Regions from separate parts of the Mus musculus genome. Here regions 1, 3 and 4 are each linked to region 2. The links are chromatin loops, found by intact Hi-C in ENCODE. Cell type or tissue: left cerebral cortex. All regions are shown on one strand. Region 1 overlaps Fer1l6 (fer-1-like 6 (C. elegans)). Region 2 overlaps Fer1l6 (fer-1-like 6 (C. elegans)). Region 3 has its middle 37 kb from the start of Fer1l6. Region 4 has its middle 11 kb from the start of Fer1l6.

Evidence for each region. Hi-C counts contacts between places; a loop is a spot of excess contacts. Peaks named below come from ENCODE experiments on the same cell type or tissue, not always from the same donor. Only the 100,000 strongest peaks of a DNase experiment are listed, where the experiment ranks them.
Region 1: a loop joins it to region 2, with 2.5 times the contacts of the local background. A loop is called at or near these places in 4 of 42 quality-filtered maps.
Region 3: it touches region 2 in a loop (5-fold over the local background); 4 of 42 quality-filtered maps call a loop at or near these places.
Region 4: it touches region 2 in a loop (1.8-fold over the local background); 3 of 42 quality-filtered maps call a loop at or near these places.

Annotation. Positions count from the first base shown.
Region 1 is chr15:58,582,656-58,587,655 of GRCm38, forward strand. It overlaps Fer1l6 (fer-1-like 6 (C. elegans)), which reads left to right. Exons shown (of 41, transcript NM_001370912.1): 18 at 677-829. Among named protein-coding and RNA genes, the nearest start is that of Gm36451, 12 kb to the right of the region's middle. In left cerebral cortex, no CTCF peak of the experiment used is centred here; DNase peaks (open chromatin) are centred at 776, 2,742 and 3,115.
Region 2 is chr15:58,661,890-58,666,889 of GRCm38, forward strand. It overlaps Fer1l6 (fer-1-like 6 (C. elegans)), which reads left to right. Exons shown (of 41, transcript NM_001370912.1): 41 at 819-3,198. The coding sequence ends at 1,005. Among named protein-coding and RNA genes, the nearest start is that of Gm36451, 67 kb to the left of the region's middle. In left cerebral cortex, a CTCF peak has its summit at 2,043; DNase peaks (open chromatin) are centred at 1,941 and 3,678; H3K27ac peaks cover 296 bases.
Region 3 is chr15:58,470,588-58,475,587 of GRCm38, forward strand. No RefSeq gene overlaps it. Among named protein-coding and RNA genes, the nearest start is that of Fer1l6, 37 kb to the right of the region's middle. In left cerebral cortex, a CTCF peak has its summit at 1,911; a DNase peak (open chromatin) is centred at 2,069; H3K4me3 peaks cover 461 bases; H3K27ac peaks cover 618 bases.
Region 4 is chr15:58,496,639-58,501,638 of GRCm38, forward strand. No RefSeq gene overlaps it. Among named protein-coding and RNA genes, the nearest start is that of Fer1l6, 11 kb to the right of the region's middle. In left cerebral cortex, no CTCF peak of the experiment used is centred here; DNase peaks (open chromatin) are centred at 2,711 and 2,998.

The DNA of each region.
Region 1 (5,000 bases), 79 kb before region 2:
CCTTTCAGTACCAAATCCAAATGAGAGGGGAGAGAGAGCAGCGCAGAGCATCCACCTCCAGATAAAAGCGCTCTGCCTCCTATTTTGATGGTTATATTGGTTCAGTACATTTCAAACGCAAAATAACGAAACAGTCCACAGGGACACCTGCATTTCCTTACGGAATAGCTCAATTTCTAAATTTCTCTAAAATTTCATAGAGTTGTTCCAAATGGCTGAAATGGAAGTCGGCTCTTGGGCACAGGTCCTCTAGATTTGTTTTCTCTTTCCTAAAAATGACTGGGGTATGATTCAAAGGTATGAGTGCACTTAAAAAAAAAAAGAACTTTCTGGAATGATACATGGTTCTGAAGAAATCTAACCCTTTGAAGCTAAGTCAATATCTATCATTGGAATATCAACAGAAATCTGTAGAAAAGCATTCACTTGGCATATCATGCAAGGCCACCAAAGATACGCCAACACAGGCCCAGCAAGCTCAGGCAAACCCATGTCTTCCTACCTCACAACTAAGATGCTGTCTTCTTAAGGGAGAAGCACTTCACTGGCTTATTTGTACAGATGATTAAACGCCTACATTGTTTAATGCAGACTAAGGGTTCTGTGGGGATAGGTAAGCCCTAGAGGTACATCTACTAACTACCAATCTATGCCACCGTGTCCTTCCCCAATCCAGCCACAGCACACGATCCCAGACGTCTTCATTTGGATGCTCAGCAACAACAAGAGAGTAGCATACGCCAGAATTGCTGCCAAAGACCTGCTTTACTCTCCCATAGAGGAGCAGATGGGCAAGCATTGTGGGAAGATCAAAACCCACTTTCTCAAGGTAAGTCTGCCTGAGACCAAAAGGAGACCCATTTCTTTTTATCCCGAGTGGCTTAGAATTTTTAGAGTGTGTTCATGTCTGGAAACCTTTCCAGTGTTTTTCAAAAACAGAGGGCAGCTAGGAGACCGTAGGCTTCTTGATCTAAATTCCAATTGAGTGGTTTCTTCTAGCATTCCAATTATTATGTCTTCATATTTTTTTCAATCTGAATGACCAACCTGCTAGCTCAGATTTTTACTCCTTCGATTATTAGTGAGACTGGAAATTATCCCTATTGGTTCCTCCTGTCACTTTTTTCCCCATATGATTTTCCCAAAGCATCTTTCATAGGAGTTAACATATATTGTTAGATGAACTCCATTCATCCATGCAGTTAATATGTTTAAAAATCTCAAGCCTGCCCTGGTTGTACAGATCTTTAATTGGAAATACTTGGGAATCTGAGGCATTTCAAGATCAGCCTGGGCCACAGATGGAGTTCAAGTCCAGTATGAACAACTTAGTGAGATACTGACTTAATTTTTTCTTAAAAAAAGAAAGAAAGAAAGGAAGAGAGAGAGAGAGAGAGAGAGAGAGAGAGAGAGAGAGAGAGATGTAGTTCACTGGTAATGAGCTTGCCTAACACATGCAAGGCTCTAGGATCAAGCCACAGTGCGGAAAAGAAAGGAGGAAGGAAGGCAAGAAGGAAGGAGGAGGGAGGAAGAAAGGGAGGGAGGGATGGAGAGGAGGAGGGAAGGAAGGAGGTAGAAGAAGAAAGGACGTGTTCTTTTGATAAGAGCACGTCATATTAAATTTAGGGACCATCCTATTTCAGTCTAGTCATTTGACTAATTACATCTGCAGTGACTCCACTTCCAAATAGGGTAGCAATCTGATGACTGAAGATTAAGATCTAAAACAGATGACTCTGGGAGGAACATTATTCAATCCATAACAGAGTTCTGGGCAAATATTTACCGGCTGTGTGATCTTGGTGAGACTGCTTAATATTTTTCATACGTTTGAAGAAGTTTATTCTATTTTTCCTCCACTACATGGATATGCCTGTGAGGATTAAGTGAATAAACTCAAGCAAAGAACACATATTTGTGCCTTACGCCATCATCAGTCAGTAAATACCAGTGTTTAAGAAACTGTGGGTCCAGCACCTCTGAGAACTTGCTATCCCCTGCAGAGCCCTCTTCAGTTGTTTGTGGCTGTGGGGCTTAATCTGACTGGATTTAGAATTGACCTTGGGGCACAGTCCGGGTCTAACCATGAGTGTGCTTCCAGAAACCCTTAACCGATATGGGGAGACCCACCCTGAGAATGTGTGGCATCATCCCTTGGCCTGGGGTCTCAGACTGAATAAGAGGGAAGGACAGGAAAAGAGGCAAGCAACCACCGGCATTCATCTGCCTCTGCCTTCTTCCTGTGGACCTGATAGACAGCCACTTTGTCCTCACTCCCTCCCCCCACCCCCACACTTCCCCACCCCTAAACTTCCCCCACACCATGGTTGATGGTAGGCTCCCTTAAACCATGAGCCAAAATGAATCCTTTCTTGAAGTTGCCTTTGCTGGGAATTTGGCACATTGGCGAGAGAAGGAACTAACACAGTGACTTTGCTTATTTCTTTCTGTCCTGTCTGTAAAATAATTCTTAAACATCTGCTCCTATGAAACTATAAGTGAAAAAAGTCAATATATATATATATATATATATATATATATATATATATATATATATATATATAACCTAAGTCATTCATCCCAAATATCAGAGACTTTCTTTTACCTTCTCCATTCAAAGAGTGCTACAGAAACTAGAAAGGTTTGTCTTAAAAATAGCAAATCGTTTCCGGAGGGCCTGTGCTAAAAATACTAGAGAGTGGTATGAAGTTACTCTCTGCTAAATATTTTGGTGTATCCTGGCACCGTACAAAATTAGAACAAAGAGCTGCTGTCAAATCAAGCTAGGGAAAAGGTACCGCTAGATCGGAGAAATGCTTTTCCACAGGTATCCAGCATGCGCGTTATCTTTATCAATGTGTTTATGGCTTTCTTTATCTGCATTTTCCTGTTGCCACTGTGACTGCCCTGGATGATCACTCAGTCTCCTTGAATTCAGTCACCACCCGGGGAGGGAGCAAGCTTCTGGAAAGCGTGATTCAGCAAGACCGGTTCTGTTTCCCTTCTTGTTCTGACTGTCAACTCCCATTTCAACTCCCTCTCACCTGCCACTTCCTTTTATTCTCTACCCCACCCCCACTCCTTTCTGAAACCGTAAGTCTGAAAAATAAAAAAGCCAAGACGATAGGAGAAGGCCCAGTCTCATGATGAGTTCCTAGTGGAGAATTCAGAAGTGGAAATAAGAAGCACAGACTGTAGATTTTCTCTACGCCAGAAATTCTTCAAAGTTGATTCTGTGGCACAGCTGTCTGCTGGGTATGCACCCCCTAAACATTCAAAGACCTGTAGGAGGTTGTGGTTGTCACGCTGGAAAGTCATAGACTTTCCCGGTGCCCACGGATCAGAAAATGACAGCTAGATCTACAGCCAAGAATCACCCACAGTTTTGAAAATCATATTTGTTATTTATTGCCCCAGAGTATCTGTGTACAATTGAATTAGTCACTCTGCCTGTTGCCCTGTCAGAATGTGCCTTGCAGAAGCATCTCAGGGCATAAAGGATGTGCTTTGACTCACAGGTGAGGTGACACAGGTCTTCATGGTGGGGTGGGTGAAGGAATGGTCACTAGCCTGGGTCTGTGGCAACAAGAGCTTTTGCTAGAGGCTTCTTGTGTGTACAGGCCAAGAATCAGAGACAACGGGCCAAAACAAGAGAGATCATCTTCAAAGACCCTTCTGCTAGACTACAGACCCAAGGTTCTATAGCCTCCCCAAACAGTGCCACTGGCTGTGTCCAGGAAGGACATTTGACTTCCAAACTCTACCAGGGACTTTAACAGACCTTCTATCTGTTAGGTTCATTTTGGGAGGAGGAGGTAGATGAGGCATAGGGAAGGCTAAGATTTGAGCATTACATCTCCTGCAGAATTTGATGTCGGCTATCAGAGCTGTTTATGTACCTCTTCATTCTTGGCTGTTTGTTTGTTTGTTTGTTTTTATCTGCTCTCCATTCTGGTCTCAAAGGGTTGAATAAATCAAACCTGGATGTGTGAGTTGATTTTTTGGTTCTCACTATAAATTCACACACACACACACACACAAACACACACACACACACACACACACACACACACACACACACACACACACACACATTCACACTTACAAACATGCCCATATACACACAAGCACACTCACAAACACACATTCACACACACATGCATAAGCACATACACACATGTACACACACACACATGCACAAACACTCATAGTTTCTTCACTAGCAGTAGAAGGAATGATGTTTTCTATTGTTTTTCATTAAAGAAAAAGGAACTTTTAAAATAAATTTTAAGGGTGGAATGTAACATAGTATATTGTGAGCCATATAATTTAAATACCTAAAACTAAGGTCTGTAGGCTTAGCACCAACAGAAAAACATGTAGAAGCTCACATTCCACCCTGGAACTACAGAGTAAAAATCCACCAGATGCTGCCTCTATGTAGGTGCACAGACACACACAGCAATTGTGAGGATCAGAGTGGGCCTCTGCTCAGAGCTGAGTGTTCCTTGGTTCTAATCCCCTCTTGCTCTGTGACGTTAGATAATGGTGCGTCTATTTACCTGAAACTCATCTTCTTTCTTTCTAAAATACACTTATTGGAAGGGTTGCAGAACTATTGTGAGACTGAACAAAAGAGCGGCCTAGTACATCATGCTGAAGATAGAGTATTCTACAAGAAGAAACACTGGTCCAAGGCCTAGACCAGCGTAAGTTCTCAATCAGGGCCTAGACTGGCGTAGGTTCTCAATGAGTACCAAGCATCTTCATTCTTGGGAATCACCATATTTATTAAACAAATGTTTGCAACATTCTTCTGGTCCCAAGCAATTTTTTTTAAAGCCTTGGAAACATCACTGTGATGCACCAGACAAAACCCCTTGCCTTTGTGAACCGAAGTCCTGGGATGGCTACAAATAGCAGAAGAAATGCTGTCACCCTAACAAAATAACCCTCGGCTGACCCAGACTCATCCCTGCTCTCTTTCCTTCCATTCCGCT
Region 2 (5,000 bases):
GGCATTTTTTTTTTGTCTTGTATATTACAGATTCTAATTTTGTGTTTTTACGGATGTTTTGTGTCTTTCTGTGCCTTACTTCTTTGTTTGTTGGTTGGTTTTGATTCCAGGTTTGGGTTGACTTTTTTGGTTGTTTGTTTGTTTGTTTGTTTTGTTTCTGTTTGTTTTTTCTGTTTGTTTTCTAAATAGAGAGGAAGAAAGGACATGGAGTTGGGTGGGGGGGAGGTGAAGAGGATCTGGGAGGAGTTGGGGGAGGGGAAACTGTGATCACAATATATTGCACGAAAAATCCTTTCAATTAAAAAATAAATAAAAATTTAAAAAATATGTATATTTTGGAGGGCACAAAAGAAACGTGAAGCCTAGACTCTGACTGCCAGCAGCTTTTCACTTATTTAGGACACATAGCACAGAGACTCATAAAGTAGTTAGAGGAAGAGAAGCCAACTATGCTGTGCTCAGAAAGAGGGTCAGTCAAGGTGAGGCAGGAATTTAGGGCAAGTGCTCCTCATGGACCATCAAGACATGCAGAAGGTGGGCTTGATCTGGTCACAGGACAGATGGAGGGATGGGGGGTGTGGGCTTCAGGGTGGGTTCTAACGGGCTCTGGTTCTAATCAGAGCACCTTTTAACACCATGCAAGAGTCATTACAGACTACTTAGTGAGAGGTCCCACTTCTGTTGCTCTCAGGGGAATATTCCCCTGCTCCCCGCTACTCTCAGACCCCTCCTATGGGTCCCCAGGAAGACAGAAGTGATTCCTGGCAGTTTGACTCCTGGATATTGACCGTGACCCCCTTCCCTGATTCCTTCCCTAGCCGCCCAGACACCTCCTTCTCGTGGTTTGTGAGCCCCTTCAAGTGCCTGTACCACCTCATCTGGAAGAACTACAAGAAGTACATCATCATCGCCTTCATCCTGATCATCCTCATCGTCTTCCTGGTCCTCTTCATCTACACCCTGCCAGGCGCCATCAGCCGGAGGATCGTCGTGGGTGGCTCGTAGGACACAGATCTTTTTTTCATGATTGCTCCCCTCTGTTCTATACAGGGCCCTCTAAGATCATGTGCTGCGAGAGGTACTGTGCTGAATCTAAAGGGATAGACTCCTAGGACCCAATAGCCTTCCTGTGTCTTGGGATGACAAATCAGGTCTTCTCCAGGAAAGACTGGACTCTGGCAGTCTTTCGCTGCCCCAATGCCTGCTACCATCTTTTAAACCCCTAAATCCCAAGTCTGATTTTTGCCCACAAGTAATCTGAATGAGTCTTTCACTCCAGGCTAATGAACAGTGACCTCAAATTGACCTCAGCGAGCCTTTTCTTCATGTAATAGATTCTATTTTTAAAAGATTAAACTCTGGGTCTGAGATTTTATTAGAAGCACTGCATTTCAAACCAAATGTCTTAGTAAATGGACTCAAAGCATTTAGTAAATTACTAGCTATTTAACATGTCCCCCAAATTGCTTGATTTAGTCTTCAGGGTTTTAGGACATAGCCACTTTCAGGCTGTCAAACTGGCTTAGCAAAATATGTGTTTAAATCATGTAAAATAGTTCATTGTTGAAATTCCCCTATAGCAGTGGTTCTAATTCCATGGCAGTAGCAAAATTACAGTTATGAAGCAGCAACAGAAATAATTTTATGGTTGAGGGTCCCCACAACATGATGAACAGTATTAAAGGGTGGCAGCATTAGGAAAGTTGAGAACCACGGCCCTATAGAGACAAAAATACAGCCAGGTTACCTTCAAAGTCAACCACACATGTGTCCTAGCAGTAGTGAGCTATGAGAAGTTCACTCTAATTTGCTCTGTGGAAGTTTCCAAATGGAGGTTGCAATTTGTCATAAGACATATGAACTATAATTACGTGTGTGTGGGAAGTCAGAGCAAGCTCCCTGCCACCCAGTGGGAATTCTCATCTGCTAGATCCACAGCCTCCCACCAAGTGTCATTGTCCCCACTGGTCACATGACTGTGATATGAATGCCCAGCGCTGCCTCTGCCCATCCCTTACCCGCCCAGCAGGTGAGCCAGGTTCTAGTGTGAGTCTCAAGTACAGAGTGGAAAAACCAGTCTGAGAAGCGATAGCGTATTCACCTGACAGATGGCACCAGTGCCTCGAAAGGAAACTTCTGGGCTCCACAGCACAGTCCCTAGATTCTGTCCTATCTGGGGTGGAGATTGAACTGGGGGCCTCCTTTCACAGACACAGTAAGGAAATCAAAGAACCGGGATGTTTGTCCCCACAAACCTTTCTTCTTCTGTCATAAAGGGCCATTTAGTGGTACTGGGGAAACTGAGTTGGGTTCCTTTCCTGATACTAAAAGCATCAAGACTCTGACTTTTATTTTTCCTGATTTTTTAAAGTTGGGATCTGTTATAGTCTGCATGGATCTTAAACTTCTTACAGTCAAGAATAACTGTGATTCCTGATCCTCTCTGCCACTGTTTCCTAAATATTAGGATTATGGTCCTATTCTACCATGCTTGGCTTCTTAGATGGATTTTAATACTATCGCATAGCTTTTCTAGAGGCAAAAGTGCTTACATCTCCATAGAAAATCATTCTAGAATGTTCCTGGTCCATCACAAAACAGAAACACAAACTTGTAGCACTGATATTCAAACCCAGACCCAGAGCCTGGTACATGCGGGGCAAGCACTTCACCATTGATTTACAGACCCTCGGTCTCAAAAGATTGATTTTAGACTTAAGCACTGTTCAGTCAGTGCTGTCTCTGAATGCTCCGGCTCTGGCAATTATACCATCATGTTTTCCTGAAGTGCTGAGAAATAGAAGCTACCTGGGTAGTGTTTCCTAATGCGAACAGCTGTGTAGGTGGTACCATTCTCACGATGTGGTAATGTGCATTGTGGTACCATTCTCACGGTGTGGTAATGTGCATACCCCATCCTTAATGAGTAGGTCAGAGTGCTTAATATCACCAGGCACGTGTACTAAATTCACTATAGGTATATGTGTATGTACTAGAAAACTATGTACAGCATACTGTAGATACAAATATATATACAATGAAGGAAGAATGTCTAGAGAAATGTACCCACATGAACAATGATTATCCAAGCAGTATAATTTTTCCTTTGCCTTCTTATTTTTCTATTTTTCCTAAAACCTCCTTAATAAACATGTTGTATTTTAATGTAAAAAGTTAATAAACATAAACTTACCTCTGTTCACTTAAAAATATTTATTGTCTCCCTATAAGCTGGACAATTGGAGATGCAGCAGGGCTAATACGTGTGGCCAGACTACCACAGGATTTGAATCCTAGAAGTTGCCCCCAAATTACTGTTCTATCTTCAAATAATGGTTCTTCCAAGAAAGGCACTGAACAGCGAACGCGCTTCACAAGTGCATACATTTCTGGTGTTGTTGGAAAGAGGCGTGCTATTTTTAAATAAATGTAAATGTATGGGCAGGTGTTTTCTAGTGAATTCTGAAAGGTAAACTCTTGACAGAACAATACAAATTGTTGAAACACCTAATAGAAGCAAGCAAGAAAATTATCTGGACATCCTTCTAAGTCAAATAGAGTCCAGCAACTTCCCCTCGGTATCCAAAGATGTCCAGATGCCAAAAAGCCTGGCGGCAGAAGCCTGAGGAAGAGTTTAGAAATGTGTGAGATGGAGTTGGTAAGCAAGGATAATTTTGGCATCAGCCATGTCTGGTGTTCTATACATAGGATATCACATATGGCCTGTCCTACAAAGAAAAATTAAACAAAATAATGTTCTGCCTAATTATGCAGCCCCAGTACTAAAGAGAGTCACAGGTTTTTTTAAAAAAAGAATACCCATTTCCCAAGTTGTCATGAGCCCCCACCTTTCTCTCTTTCTTCTAGCTTAAATCCATTTCAGAATGCATTTTATCTCATTAAATAACATGTAAATTCCCTCACCCCCAAACAGTGCTGGAAAACTTAGTCCCAGGGAAAAACACAAACTCGCTACAGGACTGGATACCTAATGTGACATCACACCCTGAAATCATTTGATAGTCTGCTCTTCTCTTCTGCTGTAAACACCCTGGCCAAAGAGAAACCATTTTGTTTACCTTTTAAAATTGGTATACACAGTGAGTGTATGTGTGTGTACATGTTTGTGTATGTGGTCATATATGTGCAGGTGCATGTAATTGTGTGTGTGGCCATGTACATGCAGGTGCATGTGTGGAGAGCCATGCCGCGAGCAATCTTGTGGGTGCTGCCAGTAATCGCTGTGGAGAGCCGTGCCGCGAGCAATCGCCATTATAAGATGGTGCTGGCCTCCGCTGTGCCTAACTAGTAAACAAGCCTTGTACGCAGGTTCGAGAGTGAACTCACTCCTAGTCACTCCCATTCTCGGAGTGTAATAGTGGGGTGATGGGCAAGCAACGAATCAGGAGCTGTCACGCCATATCAGGTGCTGAAACGTCACGCTGTGGGCTATAAAAGCGGTGCCATTTTCCCGGTTCGGGGTCTTCCTGAAGAAGTAAGCAATAAAGCTTTTGCCACGGAAGATTCCAGTTTGTTGCGTCTTTCTTGCCGGTCGAGTGGGACGCAATATGCATGTAATTGAATGTGTGCACATGAGTATGTATGCATGCACACATATATAAGAGGTCTTACTTTATCAATTCCCATCTTTGTCTTTTGGGACACAGGTCTCTTTCTGAACCCAAAAGTTCACCAATTCAGTTAGGATGGCTAGTCAGTGAATAAGCTCTGGAAATCTACCTGTCTCTGTTTCCCCCCAAAACTAAAGATATACACCATTGTACCTTGCATTTACATTGGTGATGGGGATCCAATTCCCCAGCCCAGAGAAAAGATATTTTAGAGAGAGACACCTGTGCTCTCAGACTATTCAAACAATGATCCCCAACGAGCTGGAACTTCTCCAGGAATCTCCACCTGGGGCAAGGAGAAAACTGAAGCCTGGTGCCAAGTCAGAGTAAGATCTTGCTTATCAGCAAGAAACATCACAGCTTGTCAGA
Region 3 (5,000 bases), 190 kb before region 2:
GACAGAAGCCCAGCGAACTCAGGATGATGTCCTCGGGTGGCCGCAGGTCATCTGGGCTCCAGTCTCTGCAGGAAGCGTCTGTGGAATCTGCTCATGATAAATGGGGGGAAAGCGAACTGTATGCAAAACCGAACGACCTCCCGAATGGCGGGCAGGGCCCCCTCTGGAGCGAGCAGCAGTGCATTCCCTGCACAGCACCGTTGCCTGGCACAGGAAATAAATGCTGCGGAAGAGGATTTTATGGTTTTACAGAGCTGCTGGTATCCATTTAATATGTTGGTTGAAAAACTGTCGGAGGATTGTCGGCACGAGGATTCCATGTCCACGTGTTTCAGGAACATCATCGTAAGACAAACATTAAGTAAATCGCATAAGAGCAAAAATCCCATCTATATTAACATCAAGAATCTCAGCGTCTTCTCCATTGAGAAGGGATACGGACACAGCTTGAGTGTGCCAAGCTGTGAGCTCACGAAAGCTTGAGGTGGGAGTAGGAAGGACAGCTTAGAGAAGGGAAGAGCACACGGAAGACCTATGATGAGACAGCACTGTGAGGAAGTGGGTCACCACGGCAGGTGCAGCCTTGGCTTCAGTTCAATTGAACACCACACGTTCAATGAGACGTTATTATGGAATGTAAGCACAAATCCTGCCTGGCACATAGTAGATGTTTCACACTCACGGGTGAATGAATGGATGCCTACAGGAAGTTGGTGAGGAGTGCTATTGGAGGACCTGTTTGACTTCACAAAGCCACTGACCAGTGAGGACTTGGTGACATTGGAACAATTACTAAGGTGACAAAATGAGAGTAAATGATGATTTGGATACAAAAAATTCTAAGTAGCTGTGGGTGCTGGGGTGAAGGTAGTGGATACAGTATGTGTATTAGTCTGTTAGTGCTGTCATAACAAAAGAGCTCAGACTTCATAGCCTAAACAACATGGTGATGAGACTGGCTCTCTTCCTGGCTTATAGAGGGCTATGTTATTACTACATCTGCACAGGACTGTTGAGATAGACATAGAGATAGATAGATAGATAGATGATAGATAGATAGATAGAGATAGAGATAGATAGAGGATAGATAGTTAGATAGAGGATAGATAGATAGGCAATATAGGTAAATAGGTATATTAGATGATTGATAGATAAATGAAAGTTAGATAATAGATAAATGGGTGATAGATCAGTAGATAGATGTATTATAGATGGTAGATAAGTAATAGGTGGTAGAAAGATAGTAGATGACAGATAAAGATAAAAGATAGATAATGGATGGATGGTATCCAGACAGATAGACATGATAGATGATCTAGATAGATATATGATGGATATATAGATGATAGATAGATAATTGATGGGTAGATGATAGATAATCTGTCTATCTATAGATATATGGTACATATATGACAGATGAGAATCTGCTTCCTCCTCTGCTAAGGAGGGACATCACCCCGTCACTTTGGTCTAACTGTGATTATCTACCTCCTCAAAAGCTGTGTCTCCAATAGTCACTTTGAACATCAGGACTACGTTATGGGAGGTATTTCCCTTTACTGGGTGCTTTGCCACATTTCATTAGAAAACCAGATTCCTTTCTGTATTTCCCATTCCCAAATGCTAGGAGTAGTAGCTTTGGGTGCTTATGTGTCAACCTCTAGTCAGTACAAAGGGCAGCAGGTTTGGTTTTTGTTTGTTTGTTTGTTTTGTTTTGTTTTTAGAACCACATTATATCCTAGTAAATTGAGCAAAATGAGCAGAATTAACAAAAAAAAAACCCAAATATCTTTTAGGATTGTAAAAGTAATTGCAGATAACTCGAAAGACACAGAAGCATAAAGCTGCCAAGAGAAATCCCCCTTCAGTCCAGAACCCAGAGCCCATCCCTGTGTGTTGTGTGTTAATGGAGTCGTGTGTCTGTTGTCTGCAGCAGCCTCTAGGGGGCCTCTGAGCCCTATCCTAGTTCCGGTCTCTAGCCCTGGACAGCAATCTTGCAAAGCTTGCAGTTTCCCCACTTCAACAAAGGCTTTGCAGAAACCATTAATCAGCTGGGTGTGCAGAACTTTTCCGAAGGAAGAGAGGAGTAACATGAAAGCCGGGTGCTTTGAGGTTGCAGCCAAAGGAGGCTTAACCTTTGGTACCATTGAAAAATGTCTCCATCTTTAGTTCTCGCAGTGACAGAATGCATGAAATCACCTTGGACACTGTCCCGTTCAATGTCTTGCAGGCTTTTTGCAGTAAACAGTAGCCTGTCTGCTTGACAATGTAACACCCATCAGCTGCTTCCTTATATAAACGAAGCTTAAAAATGAAAACAAGAAAGAGATTTCTTTTTTAGCTATGTAAATCAGAATGTTCCCAAACCTAAAATTACAGCCATTTTCTAGCTAGAATTAACAACACCAGGCACCAACTCACCAGTCAATCATGGTGCCAATCAGTCTTGAGTAGAAGACATTGCTTTTGAAGTGGGGAGGGCTAGCAATGGCAGGAAAGGGACAATTAACCTTCCAGTGTGTGGCAGCCTCTGTGCATTCATTTGGTCCCAAACCCCCATCATCAGCCGGAGGCTCAGAAAACCTGGCAGAGCTTGCCAAACATTCACTATCTCAGGTCCAACTGAGCAGCCATCCTCCGTTCCACATTTATGCAGCGCCTTTGTGGAAACACATTCAACACAACTGGCCGTTTAGGAAGCACAAATGAAACCCATTAGGAAAGGGCACTACACACTTTTTAGAACGCTCACAAACAAAATTAGAGACAACGCTAAATGCTGGAAAGGACGAAAAACAACCATTCCAATGTTACTGGTAGAAATTTAGGACAGCCACTTTGGAAAGGTGAGTTTGCCAAAACTAAAGACACGGTTAACCTGTGACCCAGCACTGGCAGCCCTGGGCGTTTATTCTGGGGAAATGAAAGGTTACGCTCACACAAAACCTTCACACAATTATCTACTGCAGCTGCGATGGCTAGTTTTAATTGTAAATTGGGCACAACATAGGGTCACTTTGAAAGAGAGCCCTAGTGAAGAACTGTCCACATCATATTGTGTCTGTGGATGTCACAGTTAGATTCTGTTGACACACCTGGGTGTAGGGGACTTCACTTGCAGAATTGCTTCCATTGGCTTGACCGGTAGCCATGGATATGTAGCTTTTTTTTTTTTTTTTTTGACTTTAGATTGATGGGCAAAGATCCAGACCACTGTAGGCAGTACAATCCTTAGACGGGGGGCCTAAACCGTATAAGAGCATATATGATTTTGGATGTATAAAATGAGGGAACTAGAATGAGAGGATCAAATCAGGAGTGGGAGAGAATTGGGGGGGTGGGTGGCTAGGGAAGGAATATGAGGGAGGATCAGTTACAACCAAGGGCCATCTGAGGAGTGATATGGAAACCTAATACAGTACAAGTGTCCTCTAATGTACATATATGAAGATGATTTAAATGAAATCAACAATTAACAGGAAAAACAGAGCCCTAACTGGACATCTCTCGTTGCTAAATGAAGCTCACACTACCAGGAGTGGGTTACATGTAAATGGACCTATTGGCCAAGGAGTCCCATGGGAACCCCCAAAGGACCCAGGCTATTGTCAAGACTATTGGAAGCTCTTCATATATATGCAGTAGGGCTCTGTTGCTGAAGACAACACCTACACAGCCTGTCAGTCATGGGGATGTTGAAGTGGTGCCTACCTAGAGCTTCCAGCCCTATAGACTGGTGTTCATGGTACTGGAAGGCACTGTGCCTGCCCCTAAAGGAGAAGCATAAACCCTAAGCCAGCTACAAATTGTTTAATCTACAAGAATGACCTGCCCGCAAGACACACTAATGCAACAGTGGCACAAAGCTTATGGGAGTAACCAACCAATGGCCCACTCCATGAGATTGGAACCCATCTGCTCGAGTAGCCAAGAACCTGAGGCTAGATATCCCAAGGACCTAGGGGGCAACCAAATACTACTGCTCTGCTAAAGGAATGTAGCGATAAAATGATTCCCTAGAACACTCTGCTATACTAGATCCGTGCCTCGCTCAGCCATCATCAGAGAAGATTCCTCTTGTTACATAGAGATGGGAACAAACGCAGAGACCCACAGCCAGACAATATGCAGAGGGTGAGAGACCTTGGGACACTCAGCTCTAATCTCTCCCTCAGGGCTTAGGGAACTCTTCAGGAAAAGGAGGCAGATGAATTCAAGAACTAGAAAGCATGGGAGATACCAAGGAATCAAGGCCTTCTAGACTCAACAGGGCTGGCACACATGAACTTGCAGAGACTGAGGCAGCATGCACAGGGCCTGCAGGGGTCTGACCATGGGGTTCTAGAGCTGAAAGGAGAAATGAATACAACCCATCCCTAACCCAGAAGCGAGTTCCAGGACAACCAAAGCTACACAATGAGACCTTGTCATGAAAACAGACAAGCAAATAATAATCCAATAAATAAAATATTAAGGGCTGGTGAGATGGCTCAGTGGGTAAGAGCACCCGACTGCTCTTCCGAAGGTCCGGAGTTCAAATCCCAGCAACCACATGGTGGCTCACAACCACCTGTAATGAGATCTGACTCTCTCTTCTGGAGTGTCGGAAGACAGCTACAGTGTACTTACATATAATAAAAAAAAAAAAGAATAAAATATTAAAAGTTTAAAATTTTAAATTCTAAAACTCGGCAAGAGTGACAGAATGTGGGTTTCTTTTAGGAGGGGAAGCAGGTTGTGTGGGGACATATATAGGACATATATAGGGTGACAATCTCACATCAGGGTTTAGGTCACAGCCCAAGGCAAGGATGCGCCATGGTTTTCAGTGGCTCAGGTATTGCACCTGTGTCTGTCTTCCCTTACAGTCTTGCAGCTATTACCAGATCTGGCTGGCAGTCTGGGAAGGGAGAGGGAATATGGAGAAAGCTTGCCCACCCTTAGCTTTCTTAGCTAGCATCAGCATCCGTCCTGCTCATTTTTAATAGCACCAGGACTTC
Region 4 (5,000 bases), 170 kb before region 2:
GAAATTCACTTTTCGTTGCAGCCCAAAGCCTCTGACCTACCCGCCGTCTCTCAGTCAGCTACCACCCTCTGTGGCAGTGCTTCTGTCACCAGGACTGAGCTTGCTCTGTGCCAGGCATGGGCAAGAGCCATGCATCAGGAGCCCTGTCAGCCTTGCTGAGCAATCTTCACCAACAGAACTTAGCCTCAGAATAAACGAGTTAGCAAGTTACATGGAGTGGCACCTGGTGCAGAATAAGAACTGTATGCATGGTTAAATATAATATTTTTAGAGGCATCATCCAAGTATTATTTTATTTTATTTTTTAGTATTTAGGTTTTTTGTTGTTGTTGTTGTTGTTGTTTGTTGTTGTTGTTGTTGTTTTTTTGAAACAGAATCTCCCTGTGTAGCCCTGCTGGCCTGGAACTTGCTATATAGACCTCAAACTTACAGCAATCCCCTGCCTCTTGGATTAGAGGCAGGTGCCATGATCATCATCACCTTTTATTCTCTATACATCTAAAAATTTTTTGATTGGCACATTAAATATGTTTTAGTTTAAGTTCATATTGGGTAGAACTCAACTCAGGGCAATTGGCTTTTATCACTTTTATCACTTTTATCACTTTTATCACTTTTATCACTTAGACTTTTATCACTTTTATGATAACTACTGTTTTAAGATATAAAATACATTATTATTATTAACTATATTCAACTTACTGTGCTATAGACACTAATATTTTCTCCAAAACATTATACACAAACTTTGAATTTTGCTTGTGTTTATTTAAAATGAAGCTGGGTCTAAAGGAAAACCCCTTTTGTGGTGCTAGTCTTTTTTACTGTAGGAGAAGATGATTACAAATAAAAACCCTGCCGGGCAGTGGTGACACACACCTTTAATCCCAGCACCTGGGAGGCAGAGGCAGGCAGATTTCGGAGTTCGAGACCAGCCTGGTCTACAGAGTGAGTTCCAGGATAGCCAGGGCGACACAGAGAAACCCTGTTTCAAAAAACCAACCAACCAACCAACCAACCAACCAACCAACCAACCAACCAAAAACAAATAAAAACCCTGAGAACAAAGCAATGTTACTAAATCACAGGCATATTCTGCGGCCCATGAGATACTCTAACCCTAGGTACCCTTCTTGGCTGAAAAGCGAAATTAGTAAACATCTGAAATTAAACTATACTAGTGCCCTGTGAAGCGCCCTGTGGCGTGATTACTAGGTTGGAAGGGGCTGGAGAAAGGGCCCTGAGATAATTCATTTCATTTATGAATCAGTCTTGAGAGAAAAAGGATGCGCTCCTGCTGGCTCTGCTCATTGAGCAACTCTGGTTAGTAAGACACGCAGAGTCCGGAGCCACAGAGGAACGTTATGATTTCTGTGCAGACAAGGAGAAATTAGGCGCGCAGGGCAAACGCAATGTCCAGGAAGGCGGCGGGCAACAGTGTAGGAGGGAGCAGGTAGGACATCGCGTGGCATGGTCCCAGAAGGTCACACATGGATGAATCCGATCGGGATGAAGGAGAGCAAGAGGGCTCTGGGCTGTGGAGGAGTGCGTGCTCACCTTCACTGCTGTTCATGCTCAGCAGAAATTCCGGTTCTTCGAGATAAAAGCACCAAGCTCCTGCCTCCTCACTGTGGTTCCTACTGCCGAGCCTGATGAGGCTGAGTTTGATTCCTAGATGCCACACGAGGGGAGAAGAGAACTGACCCCCGTAAGCTGTGCACCCCCACACAGGGACACGTGGACACAAAATAAGTAAATCAAAATGTACTGAAGAAGGCTTGAAAGTCACAAGCTGAGCTACTTCTTGGCAAAATATGTCTTGACCAATTTGCCTTCATAATGACAATAGCGAATAAGTAAGACGAGCATTTTTATAGACGGGGCACAGTGTCGAGAGTGGTTGAACTTGCCAGCCTGGCACCATTTCCATAAGCAACTGGCAATGGTAAGACTATATATTCACAGCAGACTATTTATTTACTCAATAGTGTTTGTAGTTCTTGATTTCTCTGCGGCAGAATTACTAATGCAATTGAAAGCAGATTTTTTTCACATAATTTATATTACATTGACAAGAAGGCAGGAGGTGGCAGAGTTGTAAAGGCCAGGCAATAAATATTTTAAGCTTTATGGACCTTTTTATATCTCTGTTGCAAGTATTCAACTCTGCTGCAGAAACAGAAGAGAGCTCTAGACAGAGTGTGAGAAAATCATTTGAATCAATTCCAGTATAATCTTATTTACAAAAGCAAGAAAGAAGCTGCATTGTTCTGCATGTTGTATCTCATATATGTGAATATATATGAAGGATTGAAAAATAGAATATGACATATTCAGATACTGATATTTAAATATATCTCAATAGAACCACAATCTAAAGCCAGTCTAGAAGTGTCGAATCTATTTTTTACATATCTGATAGGTTTTATTATAGAATTATTTAAAGCAGTTTAATTAGAACACAGTTATAAGAACACAACCATTCAGATTTTAAGTAAAAAGGAACTAAAAGCTAAAAAAACCATTAAATTTAGCTTTTGAATGTGTGATTTTGTCAAATCACACATTCATATAAAAGGGAGAGATTATTCGTGGGGTAAGGAAGAGCTCTGTTAAAGAGGGAGGCCGTGGGCAGGTAAAGAACAAACACGGACATGTACTATGGAGATGTCACAGTTAAACTTGTTATTTCCTGTGTTATCTAAAATATGAATAGAAGAAAGTTGTCAAGAAGCTTAGCACCTGCTGCCCTACTAACTGCCTACAAAAATAAGCATACTAAGTCCACCAGGTGTGTGAAGTGCCTGTTGACCTATATACCAGGCAAAGGGTGCTATGGAGCGCTTCAGTATTGTAGAGTGTTGTTCTCTATGAGCCATTGCTTCTGTTGGTAATGCTGAGCTAATTCTCGATACCCCTGGGATGGCAAAATGCAGAACAAAATGAATGAAGACAGTCATTCCGGACACTGCTGGGAAATGAAGCTTAGTTATGCAAGAATCCTATGTTCTCCAAGAGGAGAGATCTGACAACTTAATGAACCTCGCTTTTTTCCTCCCTAAGCATTTCTGCCACTCAGATCCACCACACACTCCAAAGCAGTGGCCTATTTAGCTCCAGCTTCACACACCACCAGTGGCTGCACAGCAAAGCCAGCCTTGAGCCCTCATCCCTGACTGTGGTGTGGAAAGGTGGGTCCTGGGTAAGCAGTTGCTTATGCCACAGAGAGACATGGGTGGCGTTTTCCTGTAGCAAGAGGAAAATCAAAGTCTACTGCTGAAAGAAACATGGAGTGGGGCAACCCGTTCCCGAACCATGCAGGATCCTTGGGACCTTGGTGACTATTGCACACAAACGAGGTGTGTGGAGGTGGCAAGTTTCCACCTACTCTAAGCACTGAGCAGAAGGTAGACATAAAATTCAGGATGGCCAGGATAGATGCCTTTCATTGGCTCATGCAGAGTCTAAATGGCCTCTAAGCCCAGAGGGGCATGCAGATAGGGCTCGGGCGGAGGGGCGTGCTCTAGCTAGTTTCCATGGTTCACAAAAGCCAACGTTAAACATTTAAGGAAGCTTGTGAACATACAGTTAAATCACTCGAAACTTAAAATCTGATACAGTGGGAATATTTACACAATGGAAATTGGCAAACATCCTCTTAATTCTTAAGAACTGTTATTTTGTTGGTTTTCCTCCACAGCTGGCTACTGGAACATCTTGAAAGACATAGTTACTTCTGCATATGTATCAGAAGATGGTCTAGTCAGCCATCAGTGGAAAGAGAGGCCCATTGGTCTTACAAACTTTATATGCCTCAGTACAGGGGAACGCCAGGGCCAAGAAGTGGGAGTGTGGGGGGGGGGAGTGGGGGGAGAGGGTATGGGGGACTTTTGGGATAGCATTGGAAATGTAAATGAAGAAAATACCTACTTTAAAAAACATGTTAAAAAAAAAGAACTCAAGACAGAGTTGGTCTAACTGCTGAATTTCATCTTAGCTAGGATTCATGATCATATTCAATTTTTCTTACAGCAGGAGTATACAGATTCTGGAAGAAGTTTGCTAGAGTTAGTCTCCCAGTTATGTGTGTAGACAGACCTGGTACTTCTGACCTGTGTGACCTTCAACTAAGCACTGGACCTTTCTAAGTCCATGAAACACAAGATCTAATAGTAGTTCTGTTGCATGAGAATGATGATAACTAAACTGTAGAAATAGCTGGTTAACAGACATGTTGTGCGTGCTGCATGTGGTGACGCTCATACAAAGATTAGCATGTTTCTCCAGCAATCTTTTACATACATAACACAATTGTGGTAATTTTTTTCTTTGTACATAACTAAAAACAGAAGAGCCTTGGGCTTAAACAATGAAAACAACTCCTACTACAGGAAATGATTAAGAGCTTCCCAGGAAGGTGATGCCAATGGTCCAGAGTTAGCCTCAAATGTAAGGGTTCAATTCCCAGCACCCAAAGTAATTAAATAAATAAATCTCCATTTTATAATCAGGGACTGAAATATGTGGTTGTATCGACTCTGGGAAAACTCATAAAGCTACATAATTATACTTTTTTCATTTATAAAGCTTACTTTCCTACACATATTAGGATTCAATAAAATAGTACACTGAAAGTTAAGAATTTTGCATGGTTGATAAGGTCTGTGGGAATGTGGAAAATTTCGAGTCAGAAAAGAGACAGAAACCAAGAAGAATAAAGCGGCCAGAACTCAGGCAGGGTCATGTCACAGGGACAGTGAGGGGAGGTCTCCTGTTGTTGTGCTCAGTTACACTGCCCTTGCTGCTGGCCCTGGTTACTGATGCTGAATATCTCTGCAGTCCCCAGACCCAATCACAGGATGAATTATATCTCTGTATATCACAAGCTTCAGATTCAAGGCCTTGGGCAAATATGCCCAGTTGACCAGTCCTTGGTGAGTTGGTTAAAAAAAAAAAGCATTTGATATTTTTAGGATCTGTTTTAGAAGATGGACTCTACC